Regions from separate parts of the Mus musculus genome. Here region 1 is linked to region 2. A link is a loop called in an ENCODE intact Hi-C map of the cell type or tissue named here. Cell type or tissue: left cerebral cortex. All regions are shown on one strand.

Region 1 (8,000 bases), 950 kb after region 2:
CAGAACAGTAACTATAAATTACATAGACCCAGATGCTAATACTCACGTCTAGATTCCTCGTAAGCGTATGTCTTTGTTCCACCTCGTTTTCCAATTTCTTCTTCAAGTGAGAGATCTCATGCTCCAGTTTTTCTATCTGGCTATTCAGCCTTTGTTTGGTTTCAGTCTCAGATCGCTCTAGTATGCCCTAATGTAAGAAGAAGTGAAGGATGCTTAACAATAAAGAAATTAAGCAAGACGAAGAATATTAGAAGCTATATAAAATTATGAGATTATAATCCATGATGAGGTTAGAATTGAGAAGATTGTTGTTGGACATATGCAAAGTATTTTGGCCACTTTTCATATTAAAAAATTTATTTCATATTAAATATTTAGTGGTATGGAATGGGGGCAAAAACATTAGAGTAGTTATAATTCTAAGACTCTCACATATTAATTACTTTGTTTCAATCAATTCTCTTTCTGAGTTTCCTTTAAAGTATTTTCTTTTACACACCACCAATTTAAATATAACTATAATGGATGAAAAAGTAACATAAAATTTTTAGTTAGGAAAATTAAGAAGATACAAAAGATAATATCAAATATCACTCCATGCACTTCTTATCTGTTTACCTGGATTGTCTGTAGATTAGTCAGCAACAAGTTCTGCCCCCTCTGTTCAGCTAACAAAGACTCTCTTTGCTGAGAAAGACGGACTTCAGACAATTTAAGCATTTCTTTTTCCTTCTTTAAATTTTCTGCTCTTACCTTAAAATGAATGTAAGTGAAAGAAAAAGTGTTGGGAAATACTGTGTCAAAAGTAATACACAAAATTAAAATAACGTTTTCTTTACTATGTATTTCTTAATATGATGTAGACTACAACTCTTGATCAAGTAAATATAATTCCTTGTTTAATGAACTAAAATGATTGGACTTAACACATACTTATGTTAATTTAGCTCTAGCAAACTGTTCTTTAAAAACAATATAATGGAAGCTGGAGAAAGAGCTCAGTGGTTAAAAGCATTTGGTGTTCTTCCAGATGTCTCAACGCCCACAGTAGGCAGCTCATAAGTGCCTGTAACTCCAGGACAAGGTCCTGGTACCTTTGAACTCCTCAAGCACTGGGACTTATGTGTAGACACAGCTACACACACACACACATGAAAAAAAAGAAAAACCCAGAACAAAATCCAAAACACCACAACAAATATTAGTGTGTAACTATACCATAGTCAAAATCAATACACTATGAATTATGTTAAGTCTTATAAGCCAAAAGTTTCTAAGGACTTCTTTTAAAGCAATAACCAATGTTGTCAATTTTTTTTTTCTTCGTTAAAGACTGCACTCTTATGTCTCAGGAGAAATGCAAGAGTGAGTTAAAATGCAGTATCTTCAAAGTATTCAGATTTAGTTCTGAGTCATACTAATTATCAACACTTAAAACAGTTTGAAAAAAGCTCCTATTTCCCATCATGAAGTATAGCAAGATAAAATGCAATGTAGCAAACAAAAAACCCAGTGTCTTCAAGTCCTAACTAATCTGTTTCTCGTAACTGTCAACAGAGGCAAGCTACTTACTAGCTTTAGAACCTATTTCTCATAAAAGAGATGACATACAGTACCTAACTTTTATAAAAGAGATGACATACAGTACCTAGCTTTTAGGTAAAAGCCAAAAGTGATGGGCGTTAACTTTATCATAATCTAATTTGATATTCAGTTGGGAGCATTCTTTCTCTTTTTATAAATGGTCAACTAAAATTTTATTTGAAATTTTTCCTAGATATATGTAAGCTATTTAAAAAACATGTATCATAGTCTAAACAACACTTTACTATGCTATTTTAACCAATAAAATTTAAGAAATAAGTAGCCATATCAAATGTCAGCCAGGGGGTGTTGGTCTCACTTCTGCAACTGCTAGCTTTTCATTGGCTCCTCTCAAGTCTTGCGTCATTGTGTTGATGATCTGTTCCTGCTTCTGAGTAGTTGCAGTGAGTTTCTGATTTCTCTCTTGTAGAGATGTTATTTCTCGACGATATCCTTCTACATTATCTTGCAGCATTTCATAACTGGTAATAAAGATGACCAGTTCTTAGGTCTTTGAAGAATTTCACAGAAACTTAATTTCACATGATTAAAATTAGAAAGTGGCTTGTGTAATAATGTGCAACTTTCTATACTACCCTTATTTACCAGTTAAAATTGAAATTATAAATAAGTAAATATTTCATTGAATAACTTATTAAAAATTCATATTGAAAATAATGACAATGTAATTTAAGTATCTAAACTAACAAGCACATGAAGGAAAGGCTCCAGAAATGATAGCCATGGCACCACACACTCACAATACTAGCATTGCTGAGGCAGAATTGCCATAAGTTTGAGGCTAGACCTGTCTACTGCTTATCAGGCTACCCGCGGGTATACAGTGAGAGATACAAACCTGTTGCAAGATTTTCCCTGTCCAATTACATTAGGGCAGCAGGAGGCCTGTGATTGGACAGGGCAAAGGTGGATGGAGCTGGAATGACAGAGCATCTCAGGGAGAGAAGGGGAAGGCCAAGATGGAGGCAGACATGAACCAGCATGGCTTTAACCAGCCACAGGTAGTTATGATATCATAAGGTTAGAAAGATTGGGATAAAGCTTTTATCATTATCAACTGGTTCTGAAATTACTGTATTGGCATCTTGTAAGCTGAAAATTTATTGATACATAAATCTGATTGGCCAGCTATAAGCTTTAAGAGATTCTAACAGGTACATGGGTGTGGTGATATGATTGTGGGGTGGATGGTTGTTGCGTAGCAGCGAGAGGAATTTGGGAGCACCGGAGAGTTGGCAGGTAGACAGAGCCGGTGGGCCCACAGAGGGTACAAGAGTTGCAGGCACATGTGTGGGAATGTGCCAGTTCCTTTTTTAATATTTCCCGCAACACAAACCCATTATGGGCACTGGGAGGCTCAGGCAGGGCTGCCACCAGTTTGAGTCTAGCCTAGTCTACTGACTGAGTTCTATGCTACCCAGAGCTATACTGTAAGACCCTGTCTCAAACAATTCCCCCTTCCCACCTCTTCAGAAAGAGCTCCAGAAACAACGTCTCTCAATCCGAGGACAGAGAACCTCGTTATCTTTCACTCCTGGCCCTGAACAGGAGAATTCGCAGCCAATGTTAAGGAATGAAGGTTACAGTCTCTCATCTTAGAACACACTACATAGAAAAAAGCAACACCGGTGTAAATTAGCTCTGGGACCTGACTGGTCAGAACACTGTGAGTGCAACATTTAATGGCATTAATTCCCAAACAAAAGAAAATTTACCGTTTAGAAGCAAAATCTAGCTGAGTAGAAATTTTGGTGTTTTGTGAGCGCAGGTCTGTGACTTGCTCTTGAAGTTTCTCTAGCTGCTCATTTTGAAGTTTCTCACTGTCTATTTTTTCTTTTTTATAGTTCTCAAAGATTTCCTGCAACTAAACATTGAAGATCATTAGACGATACTATTTTCCCCAAAAACTCAACTTGAAACTAACCCATGACTTTAACTAGGTATAACTAACCCATGACTTTAACTAGGTATAGTCTTTACCTGTTTAAGGGCAGCCTTTGCTTCTATAGCCTCTGTGGAGTCAATGACGGGTTCCGGAGCAGGAGTGGAAACAGTCTGTGATGTACTTGAACGTTTTGGAGTTGAGAGAAGAGAAATATCATCTAAACTTGAAGCTTCAGAAAAATAAAAAAGACAAATAAGATGTTTTTGCGTGCTTTCATAAATCAGTTTTAAGGATTATTTGCAAAAGCATCACTACTAAATTAAGAAGTAGAAAGTAAAGTGTTACTAGACCTATCAGAGAATGGAAATATTAAAAACTATTAAAGCTTGATAGCTCAGTGGGAAAAGGTGCCCAGTAAGCCGAGTCTGATCCCTGGGAGCCACACGCTGTCAGGAGAAAACCAACTCCCACTAGTTACCCTGACCTCACACACACAGTAGCCTTTATGCATGCACATACACAAGCACACACAGAAATAAAATGCAAGAAAAAAAAGGGAAAAATTGTTCATTTTTTAAATTAGATGCAATGTATTACAAATTAAAGTACTAAAACAAGAAAAACAAACCATGTAATTCACTAAGTCTAAAAAGTATGGTTTTTAACAATATTTTTTTTCTTAGTAGTGTCAAAATGACACCTAAAAATCAATGTTACAATCAGTCACACACAATAGCTGAAGTCAATTTCCAAATTAGAGTAGCAACTGCTTTTGTCAAAAAACCTATTCACCAGTTCACTTCCAAAATATTGTCCTGTAGTTACATAAAAATCTACCTTGTAAGGGAATGGCCATTCCTGTTGTTTGTGACAATAAAATTCGGTACATGTCACGCTGACGCACTATGGAATCAACAAGCTGCATCTGATGTTGTCGTGACTCACGGAGCTGTTCCAGTTCAGCGAGAGAGTTCTCAAGTTTATGCTGAAGTTCAGCAATCCTGCAGAAAATAAAAGTCTTTGTAGGTCTGTGTTCAGAGGGGAGTACAGTGTCTATTATAAATCATTCAAACACCGTCTACCTTCATGCTGACTATTTTCATGCTCTTTATTCTGTTCCTTCTTAAAACTCCCACCATAGAAGACTTAAGTACTTGTACTCATTAGTAGCATCTGGAAAACTTACTTTCTCAGCATCAAGCCTACTGACACATAATCTTCTTGCAGTCAATGCCACTCTTCCTTCCCTAACACACTGTCTTTATAAAACCTCTGTACTGTGCTTGAGTAATGCTCAGACAGACTCTTTTCCATGAAGACTTCTTTCTTGAAACTTAAATGAAGTCTGCCAAGTTTACCTATTTTAGCACTAGTCATATTAAACGGAAGTTTACCGCCTTATTAAAAATAATTCCATAGAATCGTTGCTCAGTTTCCCTAAGCACCTCCATTACCCAGCATCTCTAAGGACACACTAAGCCCAGTACCCAGTGCTTAGCCATGGTCACTGCCATGGTCACTGCTTACTTAGAGGAAGTTGTCTCTTGCTCTTCTCGTTCCCTGGTTTCCCCAAGTTCTCGAAGAGCGAATAGCAGACGCTGATTCTGCTGCTGAAGCTCTTCGATGTTCCTGTAAGATACTAGGTGCTGCGAAATCACTTCAGACGAACTACTGATGTCAGCAGAGCTGACCTCCTCATCCCGAATTACATGGTTACCCCTGGCTTCTTCAAGTTCCATCAAGAGCACTCTTATCTAGAAACAAAAATTTAATGTTATAAAACCCAACCAACCAAAGCTAATATATAGTATTTTTAAAAACATCAAAATCTATCACTTTAATGCTAAAAAAAAAAAAAATCTAAGAAAAGATTTTAACGAAATAGCTTTAAAAAAAAAAAATTTTTGGTTTTTCCAGACAGGGTTTCTTTCTCTGTATAGCCCTGGCTGTCCTGGAGCTCACTTTGTAGACCAGGCTGGCCTTGAACTCAGAAATCTACTTGCCTCTGCCTCCCAAGTGCTGGGATAAAGGAGCATGCCACCACTGCCCAGCTGAAATAGTTACTTTTAATATAAAGAAAACTTACAGAAAGTAGAAAAATACAATTTCAGAATAATGGCTATTTTTTTAACATGAAACTACAAGTAACTTATTTAGTGCTTGTTTTATATGGCAGGTAGAGGAAGAGCAGACATGGTGGTGTGCACCTAAAATCCCAGCACCCAGAAAGATGAGGAAGGGTTGTTCAAGTCCCCTTCTCAAGAAATAGCAGTAGTGAGTAATGCATAGTGTAACCTAATTTTAACAAAAACACACTTATATATTCAGATATGTACTTACTGATACATGAATGGCATGAAACACATACACGCCAACTTGCTAACACTGGTTACACTCTTAGGACATGGGGAACAACAACAAAAAAACGCTTCCTGTTTCAATTGTTTGTGTACTTATTACAAATGTCACCAACAATGTGAAAATCAATCAAAAATCTCTGGGAAGACAGTGACAAGATGGTATGTAAGTGCTACAGGACGAGAATACATACGCCTTTCCTAGAAGAGACGTCGTGAGACATAAGATGCAGACTCAAGCATCACAAAGAAACTGGAAATCACACAAAATGTCCTAACCTGTTGCGAAAGGTCTTTTATTTGTATTTCCATTCTCTGATTGTCCCTTTCAAGTACCGATGAATGTTTGTTGGCTTTATCAGTGTCCTCCTGCAATCGCTGAATCTCCTTTAAAATATAAACACAAGGGAAAACTCAGTGTCACCCAGGATATAAATAATAATAGAAATATAGTGTATGTGTATATATATATATATATATATATATATATATATATATATATATATATATATATGACAATAAAAAGCATTTTCTACCCTTAACAAGTTGTCAAATACAACTATGCAAAAATAAGTATCAAATTCCCAGTGCATTTCCAAATGACCCCAGAATCATGATCAGAAGGATCAATGGTAATCACAGTTAGACTGAAACACTTGAGATGTCAAAACTAAATATGCTGGGTAAGACACAGAAGACTTCATTAAAAGTCTGTGGCAATTTGCAAAGAAGCAGCAACCAAAACAGTACCCACTTAGTAGGTGAGCTCTGCAGTATCCATAGTTTGAGGTGGAGTTTTGAGAACCCTCCCATTAGCACAAGATCAGATGGATTAAAGGGAAATCTGTGTTCTATTTCCAATTTATGCATATTTAGGTTCGTAGTTATTTTCATATACTTTTAAATATATCTCGTTAGTTCATACACCTTTAAGAAGCTATGTGTAGGTGCAAGAGGAAACGTGAAAATAGAAGTATAGAAATAGTCAGAAAAGACAGCACTCATAAACCTACTAAGTACAAACAAGGTGAATTAAGATGCAAAGTAGATGCAGTGGGATTGCGATTAGAACCCTACAAATTAAGAGCTGAAGATTTACACTAGAAAACACATTATTCATGTTGTGGATAGAAAATGCCAGTTATTAAAAAAAAATGAAGAAATGACCATTAAGCCCTTTTATTATTCTTTGACAGTGAAGGAACAAACTGTTTTATAAGTTGAAAGCTGCTATTCTAATTGATGTCTATCTGCCATTTAACTAACGACATGCACTTCACATACCAAGAAGATCAAGGCAATATCCTATTAACAGAGAAACTTAAAAGATCTAATTGGTCCCAAGAGACCTCTCTGAAAATAGAAATACAAGATTAATTTGTCAGATTGCCAACAGTCCCTTAGGGCACAATGAGTAAAGTTACACTGCTGTAAAACACTTTATTAGCTACTTCTCAATGTCAGCGGCTTCTATATTATAACAGAAGATTTAATTCAGAATTAAGGATACAATTTACTCAAATTCTCCAAGAAAAAAACATATCAGTTAATAGGAGATATAAATGTATTTATCTACATTTCCTCAATAAAATTCTCTTAAATCTTCAAGACTTCTCTGTAAAAAGCTGTACCATAAAGGTAAATTAGAGTATAAACTCTTACATCATTAAGTAAAACATACCCTCTGATAGCAAAAGGGTAGTCACGAACGTGCAACCTTTAACATGGCAAAGGAGCTATTATAAAGTAATGCATACTAAGGCAGGCTAAATTTTGAATTGATGTAAAAATCTGTGACCTAATATCAAGCTATGATTATTCTAGACAGGCTTATCAAACCCTCTAAGAAAAAAAATGGTTATGCTAAATTAGCCAACATTCTAATGCACTATGAGAATATTTGAAGAGTGGTCCAAGAAGATTTCCCTCTCAATCACCTTAACATATGTAAGAGACTCTCACAATTTAGCTGAGTCAAAGTCAGAATTTGTCATCGTGGGAGTGAAAGCCTCAAGCTTTTCTAGTGCAAAGAGTGTTATGAGAAAAGTAGCCAGTACAAGATGATTCAGTAGTAGCTGTGCCTAAAGGTCAAGTTGAGAAATGAACCAACCTTCATAGCTTGCTCAAGCTTTGCAGAAAGACTGGCCACAGCT
Region 2 (8,000 bases):
GGAAGAGTCATTTAATGTGCAAATCGGCAAAACAAATGTGGAGGAGCAGGGACTTCTTGAAATGATGTTCCCAATCAATTTGTGGTTTATTCTTTTACAGTATCAACCTTCAAAAAGTAAAATAACCAAAGATGTCTTAAGAATACAGAAACAGACCTTCATCTTTGCATTCCGTTCCAAACACAAAAAGTATGTACAGCATGTTTAATAATATGCAATATGCAAAAGCTTTGTGTTGCAGTTAGCAACATCTACCCCACCCACCCTCCTTATTCACAAGTGTACCTCTACTAAACACAATTACATCACTAAGCCTGTTAGTTTGGGGTTCTTAAATTTGTTAAAACTGGAAAATCTTTGTGTAAGGGCTCCACTCATTTGACTGAGGGTTGTAGACTTCCACAGTATTCAGAAACTCATTGCCATCGAATCCTCCCACTGCATAAATGGTATTCCCTACAGTTGTGATCCCAGCATTGCTCCTTGGTGAAGTCATATTTCCCATCATCTTCCATTCATTTCTAGTTGGATCATACATCTCCACACAACTGATGGCGTGAGAACCATCAAAGCCACCACCTACAAACAGTTTTCCTAAAAGAGAAACAAGGCAGTCAGTCTAAAAAGGCTCAGAAAACAAATTTAAAAAAAAAAAAAAAGGCCTCCAAAATTGAGTGAGTTTTAACTAGAAATGCTTGTCCGTTCTGTTAAGGCAAGGCATAGCAACACACACTTGTAATGTCACCACTCAGGAAGCCATGACTAAGGATTATTAGTATGAGATCAGCCTGGGCTACATAATGAAATCTTATCTTTAAAAAAAAGAAAGGTCTGTGTAATTGTGGCACAGATACTGGAAACCATAGAGATGAATAAAATGGACAAGAATCCATTCCTACAGAAACTTAGGCAACTATAGGGATAAAAGGGCAGAAATTGCATCATGTTAAATACATCTCCCACAATTCCATAGTAATTACTACTGTCATCATTTCACAGATGAACAATTAAGAGACACAAAGAAGGTAGAAACTTGCCTAAATATGTTAAGTGACAAACTATCAGAGTTCTATATATTCAAAGAAGTTATAGGAGGGACTAGGGCTATGCCCCTCTATGTAGGTCAATGGTAGAACACTTATCCAGTAAAAGTGAGGCCTTGGTTCAAAGTGGCACCACAAAAGTAGGTATATAGGGAACAGATAATGACTGAACTTCTAGACCTTTCATATGATTTTTTTTTCAAATTAGATACTCAATAGAACAAAAAATGTCAGCAATAAACTATGGGGGGTCACTAATTTTCAGATTCATTATTTTCTCTTCTGATTATCACTTACCCCACTTGCATGAATCCAGCTGTAACTACACTGCTAGGGCTCACAAGGGTCTGGGGTCTGGGTCAGGAGGCTGTTTCTATTCTCCACACACTTACATGCTCACTGATTGAGCCACAAAGTCTTGCTAAGATTCAGCTTTGTTCCAAATGATGTTAACTAATACTACAGACAATAAAGCAATCAATAAAGACTGTGTGAAAGGACACTGTCTACAAAAGAAAACTGACTGAGATTATGCTTTGAAATAAAATTCTTAAAGTTACTATCCTAAAATAAGGTCAATCAAAATCTAAGACTGAATAATGGATACATCTCACAGAGGGAAATTTGGAACTTGGTTAAGAACACTTACCAAGAGATGGGTAAAAGAATATATTTAGGTTATTAACAGACACTTAGAGGGGAAAATCCCTTTGTGTCACAAGAGACAAAATAATCTGAATTTTTAAAAAATGATTCCTAATTATTCTGTGTATGCCATGGGTGTAGGCTTACACATGCTGCAGCACAGAAGTCAGAGGACAACTATGTGGGTCAGTTCCCTCCTCCCACCTTTACATGACATCTGGGGATCCAACACTGGGGTTTTGCCAGAAAGGTAGGCATTCTACCTGCTGGGCCATTCCACCGGTCCCTGCAGTCTACCTAAGAGTGTGTAAGTGACCCTTCTTGGCATTTCAGAGCTCCTCCCATTTGTACTATTTAGCTCTCTCTAAACCTGGATACTCACCATCAAGCACAGCGACTCCAGCCCCTCGCCTCGCCACATTCATGGGTGCAATTAAAGTCCAGGTGTTGTTTTCAGGATTGTATCGTTCTACTGTGTTCAGACAATTCCAAGATTCTGCACCTCCAATTATATACAAATAACCACCAAGTTCACAAACTGCAGACTGGTGTCGACCTATAAAAGTTAAGGCAAACCAGGATTATTATTACAGCTATCAAAACTGTAAATGTGTACTATAACAACCTATTAATTCACAGGTCTTTAAAGAACTACAAGTTCAAGGCCAGACAGTTTGGGCTACATGGAAAGTTCTAGGCAAACTCTATCCCCCGCAAAACAAAACAAAAACAGACCAACTTACGAATGTTAAGAGGAGCACAGCTTGTCCATGACTTCGTTACAGGATCAAATACATCACAATTTTTCAGGCCCTTTTGACCATATGGATCAGAGCCACCAACAATGTACAATTTCCCATTCAGAGCACACACTCCTAGGAAGGGGTAAACCATGTCAGTAACCCATGAGTTAAATCATGAGTAAACACTGGCTGTGTTGGTTAGAAGAGTGTTATTACCTGCATTACAACGGTTGGTTCTCAGCTCTGGAACAGGGGTCCAGTCATCAATGTTTGGATCATACATTTCTCCACAACTCAGGTCATCTGAGTGTCCATTTGATCCACCCACCACATAGAGCTGTCCCTATATCAAAAGTGATAAGTAAGAATTCCCCCTGGGTAGTCCTAAGAAAGACCACAAAGCTAAAGGATTGTTTTGCAGCATACCGTACTTACCATCAGCACAGCCATTTGAAAGCGGGCTCTTGGTGTTCTCATGGGAGCAAGGAAGGACCAGTGATCTGTATGTGGATCATAGCATTCAACTGTTCGAAGACATTCCTCTCTGTTATAACCACCTGGCAAAAGAATCGTAAGTTTGCTTAAAATGTGAAACATGATCAGAATGGCTGGATTCCCCCCTAGTGGCAGTGGGCATCTTACTATATCTCCCAGGCTGTCTTACAGTTTGAGCCCCTTATTACACCACCCAAGTGCTAAGATTACAAACTATGTGGCTGGTCACCAGGGTCCAGCCAGGATGTCTGTAGGTTGTGTACCTAACGAGAAAGGTATTTAACTGACCGTTCCTAATGTCAAGGAGTAGCATTCGTTATCTATGAGCAAACTGCTTATTCTGGCTTGAGAACTAACAAGTTTATCTACTCTGTAGTCGAACATAATGAGTGTACTACAGCACTTGGCCTAGCAAGCCCTGAGGCCCTGGGTTCATGGTGTAGCGCACCACGCCCTTTTAAATTAAAATAATGACTTCTAACCAAACTTAGGGATATTCAATATCAATGTTATTCCTGTCTTGAAATGCAGCATGTTGAGTCCTCTTGCTGCAAGTCAATCAATATAAGGCCTGTCTGTCACACCCAGCGTTCTGCTCTTACCTGCAGCTATGAGTTTGCCATTCATCTCTGCTGTCCCTAGTCCAGACCGTGCGTACTGCATGGGAGACATGGGCTTTTCTAGAAGCTCATCTGGTTGCATCTCGAAGCTTAAACTCTTGCTCAGTTTTGGAGTACTTGTTGGTGAGCTCTGTGGACTGTTCCGCCCATGAAGGAAAATGACACAGAATGTACTGTCCAGCACAGCCAGGCACAAGTAAGTGTTATCTGTGAACACAAGAGCTCTGTGTTTACCATGGAACTATTAATATTAACACTTAGGGTGGTTAGAGAATTCTAAATTGTATTCCAGTCTCCAGAACGGAACTTCTACTATGGTTTTCCATATGCCATTGCTCTGAGTTTTTCCTTATTCAGTATTAAACTGACCACTATCCTTACAAATAGATAAACTGAAGACAAACTTACTTGAAGTCTTTTCTGAAGCAACGATTTTCCACTCATGCTTAGGGCTTTGCATTGAAGCATTTGGAGAAGAGAGACATCCAGTGGAACTGCCACTTATCTGCTTATGGCCATTCTCACGGGGTGGCTTTTTCTGCAAAATCAAAAGGCAGCTACAGAAACCTAGCCAGAGAGCATTCCTGCTGCACCTTTGTTCCTGAGCTACTGTGCAACACTGCCCACACACTGAGCACCTTCCACCTACACGCACACTCAAAGCACACTAAACAACACAAACCAACACTTTCCAGCTGACAGGCTCCTGCCACACTTACACCATTACTTAAAAATGAAACAGCTTCATCTACACAACTGGCTGCTCAGAAAAAGATCAATTTGAACAATTCAAAAAACACACCACAGGTCAAACACCAGAATGCTATCTCAATATAGGAGCAGGAAGGAGAAAACAACACATCTCATCTGCTCTATGTAAGGAACTGTCGACCTAACCATCCTTCATACAATGCCAGCAAAGAGTGAGCACACACAGGGTCTGCCAGTCTCTGAAAGCAGTTTACAGGGAAGTATCAATCAGAGGCATGTACATTTTATTTAGGGCTACTTATTATTGATAATGAAAAAGCTAAATACACACAGAGTAATCAGAAATGAAGTAATACTAAAAGAACCACTCGCAAAATTGTAATTCAGGAACAGTAATGCCAGATTCTTCGAGAATTAGTATGCTTTTATGAGCTTCTTTTGCAGATTGCTTTCCACCCCCTCGAGAACGGATCATACAGAATTTCATGTGTCACAGCCTGGTACCGAGTCTTAAATGTCTACCATGAAAAGAACATGTACTTCAGTACCTACAAACTCAGCTCACCCAATTAACCTGGTCCCCAGGGACAGACTGCACAAACAAGTAGTTTCTAGTAAAAACCTGTATTGCTAGTGGAAACAAAAATCAACAAAGAAACGGTTTAAAAAAAAATCCTGCTTTTTAAGGATTATAAGACACATTAAAATCTCCACCTCAATCTGTGGAAAGAGGTCCCAAGTATCACAAAATAAGAACTAGGCCATTCTTATACTACAGAGGCCTCACAGCAGTAAGAGCACTCTAACATATGAATTGTGACTGAGAGAGTGACCATGATGGGAGCGACACTCCAGCACTAAAAACTACTGGCATTAACAAACACACCTGAGACACAATCCTGGAGACGCCTATGCAAACACAACTACTCCCCTCTTTAGATCACCTTCCAGAAGAGCTCATGTATTTGGCATCCACGCTTTCTTCTCGGGCAGCTTTTCCAGAGTTGTTTCTCATCTCATTCCTCCTTCCCAGGCTACCTCTCTACCTACTCCTCTCATCCCTGAAATCTAGGGTATGACCCCACAACTTTTCACCTCCATGGTCTCTATTCAAAATCTTTTAGCAAGACAGACAGAAAGGCCAGTGTCTCACACACTCCCATGATCTTCTTCTCATTCCCAAACTGCCCTAAAGCACTATTAAGACCTGCCCTCAACCCTTGGAGAGCTAGGTATAGGCACAGATGAGTGGAATTGGTCCGTCTCCATATCCTTAGATTACTAAGCTTTTCATCATTCTTGAAAACTTGAAACTATTACCTGAAATGGTGTACAAACTGCTCTCACAAGCGTTAATCTACCCTGTGTCTGACCATCAAAAAAAAAAAAAAAAAAGCAAAGTCCAAGCCAACTTTGTAAAGTTAAAAACCGCAAATCTGTTAAGATCATCACGTAGTCAGCCCAGAGACACCCAACAATTAGCCATTTCCTATGATTAAGGAATGCCAACTAGAAGTATAACTAGCCACATCTCTCTAAACTCAAAGTGTTTCACTATGAACTTTTTAAACTACATATTCTTTCCATTCAGTATTCTTGTCTAAATTCTCCTTGCTGTACATGTAGCTCAGGTAGAGCACTTGCCTGTCATATGCAAAGGCCCCAGGTTTCATCCCCAGACCACACAAAATTTTTAAAAAAATTCTTCTTGCCACCCATAGGAAAAAGCATCAGTTGTACGTTTCCTTTTCCAGATTAGACTGCCAACAACAGAGCAGCACCCTGCATGGATAATCTTCTTCTGCTCATCTAAGACTAATCTACTAAATCCCACGCCTCCCACCTCATGTCTCATCCCACAGGCCCCCTCAGGCCCTCTGATGGTAGAAGCCTCTCTTCAGACAGTATTGTTTACTACCTTGGTAGGGTCCTGTAATAGAAGCTACACACGCTATGTCTTCACGTCGAGCATCACAGCCTACCACTGGCTGGTATTTAATCTTTTGCCATTAGAAAGGCTACTTTAACTTACAATATTTATAATTAAAGATAAAACAATCTGGATGCTCCAAGTAGAAATACAAACACGGCTTTTGGCTAACCCAAGTCCCAACTTGTTTTAGAAGTACTATTATTGCCATGGGATACCACAGGCATCTAATCTAGATAACATTATCACACAGTCAGTATACTATCACTGAGCCAACTTTGAAAGCAAACACTCCATGGCTTAATTTCTTCACAATGCTAAAAGCCATATAAGAATGCATATTACATGACTATTTTATAAAGATTCCAAGCAGGCAAAATATGTTTGTATCTCAAGCTAGGACAATCGGTTTTTGGAAGGTGTAGAGCGGTGATTGAAGAGAAAGGCTCCAGGGCGCTTTTCTTCTTAAGAGCATGGTTAGTGACTGGCTCAACGTGGCATGTACGATTTGTGGGGCTGCTATGGTGTTGCTCAGTGTTGGAGGGCAAAAAACACATGCAGAACATTGGTTTAATTTTAACACACAAAAACAATAATGTTTCTTTTCTGTATACTGTCAGTGTCCATAAGATTGTTCAGATACCTCAGATGTTTGTTCTCTACTGTTAAAAATGTGTATAAATTTAAGTGCGTGTTTAATAAAAGGCTACAGACGTAACTCGATCAACACAAGGAAACTATACTGCTTTAATACATTCTGCTGGAGAAACATCCAGACCACACTGTAACACATGATCAACCATTTCTGAGTTCAACACTGTATAAAGTTATTATAAATCACGATATAGTTTCTATTTCATGAGTGTTCAGTAATTAAATAGACAAAATTTCTTTCACAGCCATCAGCAATTTAAATCAACTATATCTTTTTAAAACTGATCCTTTTGATCATGCGTGTTACAAATAACCTTAAAAAAAAATCTAACCAAATTAACGAAACCCTAACATATTGCTTTATTTTACTATTCTAATTACTAGTTGTGAACAGTAATTTGAGAGAAAAGGTGTAAATGGAGTTTGTCTAATTGGCTGAGTTAGCTTCTACTAGTGTGGCAAAAATGCTGGAAGCTGTAAAATATGCCTCTTTTCTCCCCAAAAAGTCTCTGTCCAGTTATAACAATGGAATTCATCCACTTTCCTTTGTTAAAGGAAAATTTAAGAATGCTATAAGTTCTCCAGTTAAAGTTTAACCTGAGGTTACCTCAGACTGTGCAATGTGTACCTGCACAAACTGAATGTGGTCATCATCACTGCCAAACACCTCAGCCTGTCCATCTAGTGGGTTCCCATCAAGCAGCTTGTGATCAGCTGAGTAGTACAAGGTTTGAACCTGCAAAACAGCAACAGAACACCCATGTGGCTACTGTCACCATGGCTACTCGCTAGTACGAAGATTTCACAACCGCCTCAAGGTAACCTCCAGTGTGCGTCTTGACATCTTACTCTGGCAGGATCCCGATGCAAAGAAAAACATGTCATAGTAGTAAAAATGTAAAAAGTGAAAACAAAACAAAACAAAAATCAAGATCAAATACAAAATCTTCTAACACTGGCTGAAGAGTCCTTGGCTTGATTGGCTTGAAAGAAATCTTCCTTGTTTCCATTGCTTCTATTATGTGACATTAAGAGAAAAAGGTATAGTACAACACATGGTTTCTTAAATATACATATTTACAACAAAACACTGATTGCTTTACACCTTTGAAGATTAATGGTACTGTTTGAATAAACATACTTCTCCCCTGTAGGTTAA

What was found. A loop is a pair of places that touch in the nucleus more often than their neighbours do. Peaks named below come from ENCODE experiments on the same cell type or tissue, not always from the same donor. Only the 100,000 strongest peaks of a DNase experiment are listed, where the experiment ranks them.
Region 1: a loop joins it to region 2, with 3 times the contacts of the local background. A loop is called at or near these places in 7 of 42 quality-filtered maps.

The regions. Positions count from the first base shown.
Region 1 is chr1:150,410,135-150,418,134 of GRCm38, reverse strand. Tpr (translocated promoter region, nuclear basket protein) reads right to left here. Exons shown (of 52, transcript NM_133780.3): 13 at 7,958-8,000; 14 at 6,127-6,234; 15 at 5,018-5,244; 16 at 4,328-4,491; 17 at 3,586-3,719; 18 at 3,321-3,469; 19 at 1,904-2,066; 20 at 619-753; 21 at 47-187. Among named protein-coding and RNA genes, the nearest start is that of Odr4, 21 kb to the right of the region's middle. In left cerebral cortex, no CTCF peak of the experiment used is centred here; no DNase peak of the experiment used is centred here.
Region 2 is chr1:151,355,706-151,363,705 of GRCm38, reverse strand. It overlaps Ivns1abp (influenza virus NS1A binding protein), which reads right to left. Exons shown (of 15, transcript NM_054102.2): 8 at 7,470-7,577; 9 at 3,955-4,084; 10 at 3,529-3,753; 11 at 2,867-2,988; 12 at 2,648-2,774; 13 at 2,432-2,563; 14 at 2,071-2,244; 15 at 1-594. The coding sequence ends at 341. Among named protein-coding and RNA genes, the nearest start is that of Ivns1abp, 15 kb to the right of the region's middle. In left cerebral cortex, no CTCF peak of the experiment used is centred here; a DNase peak (open chromatin) is centred at 4,244; H3K27ac peaks cover 249 bases.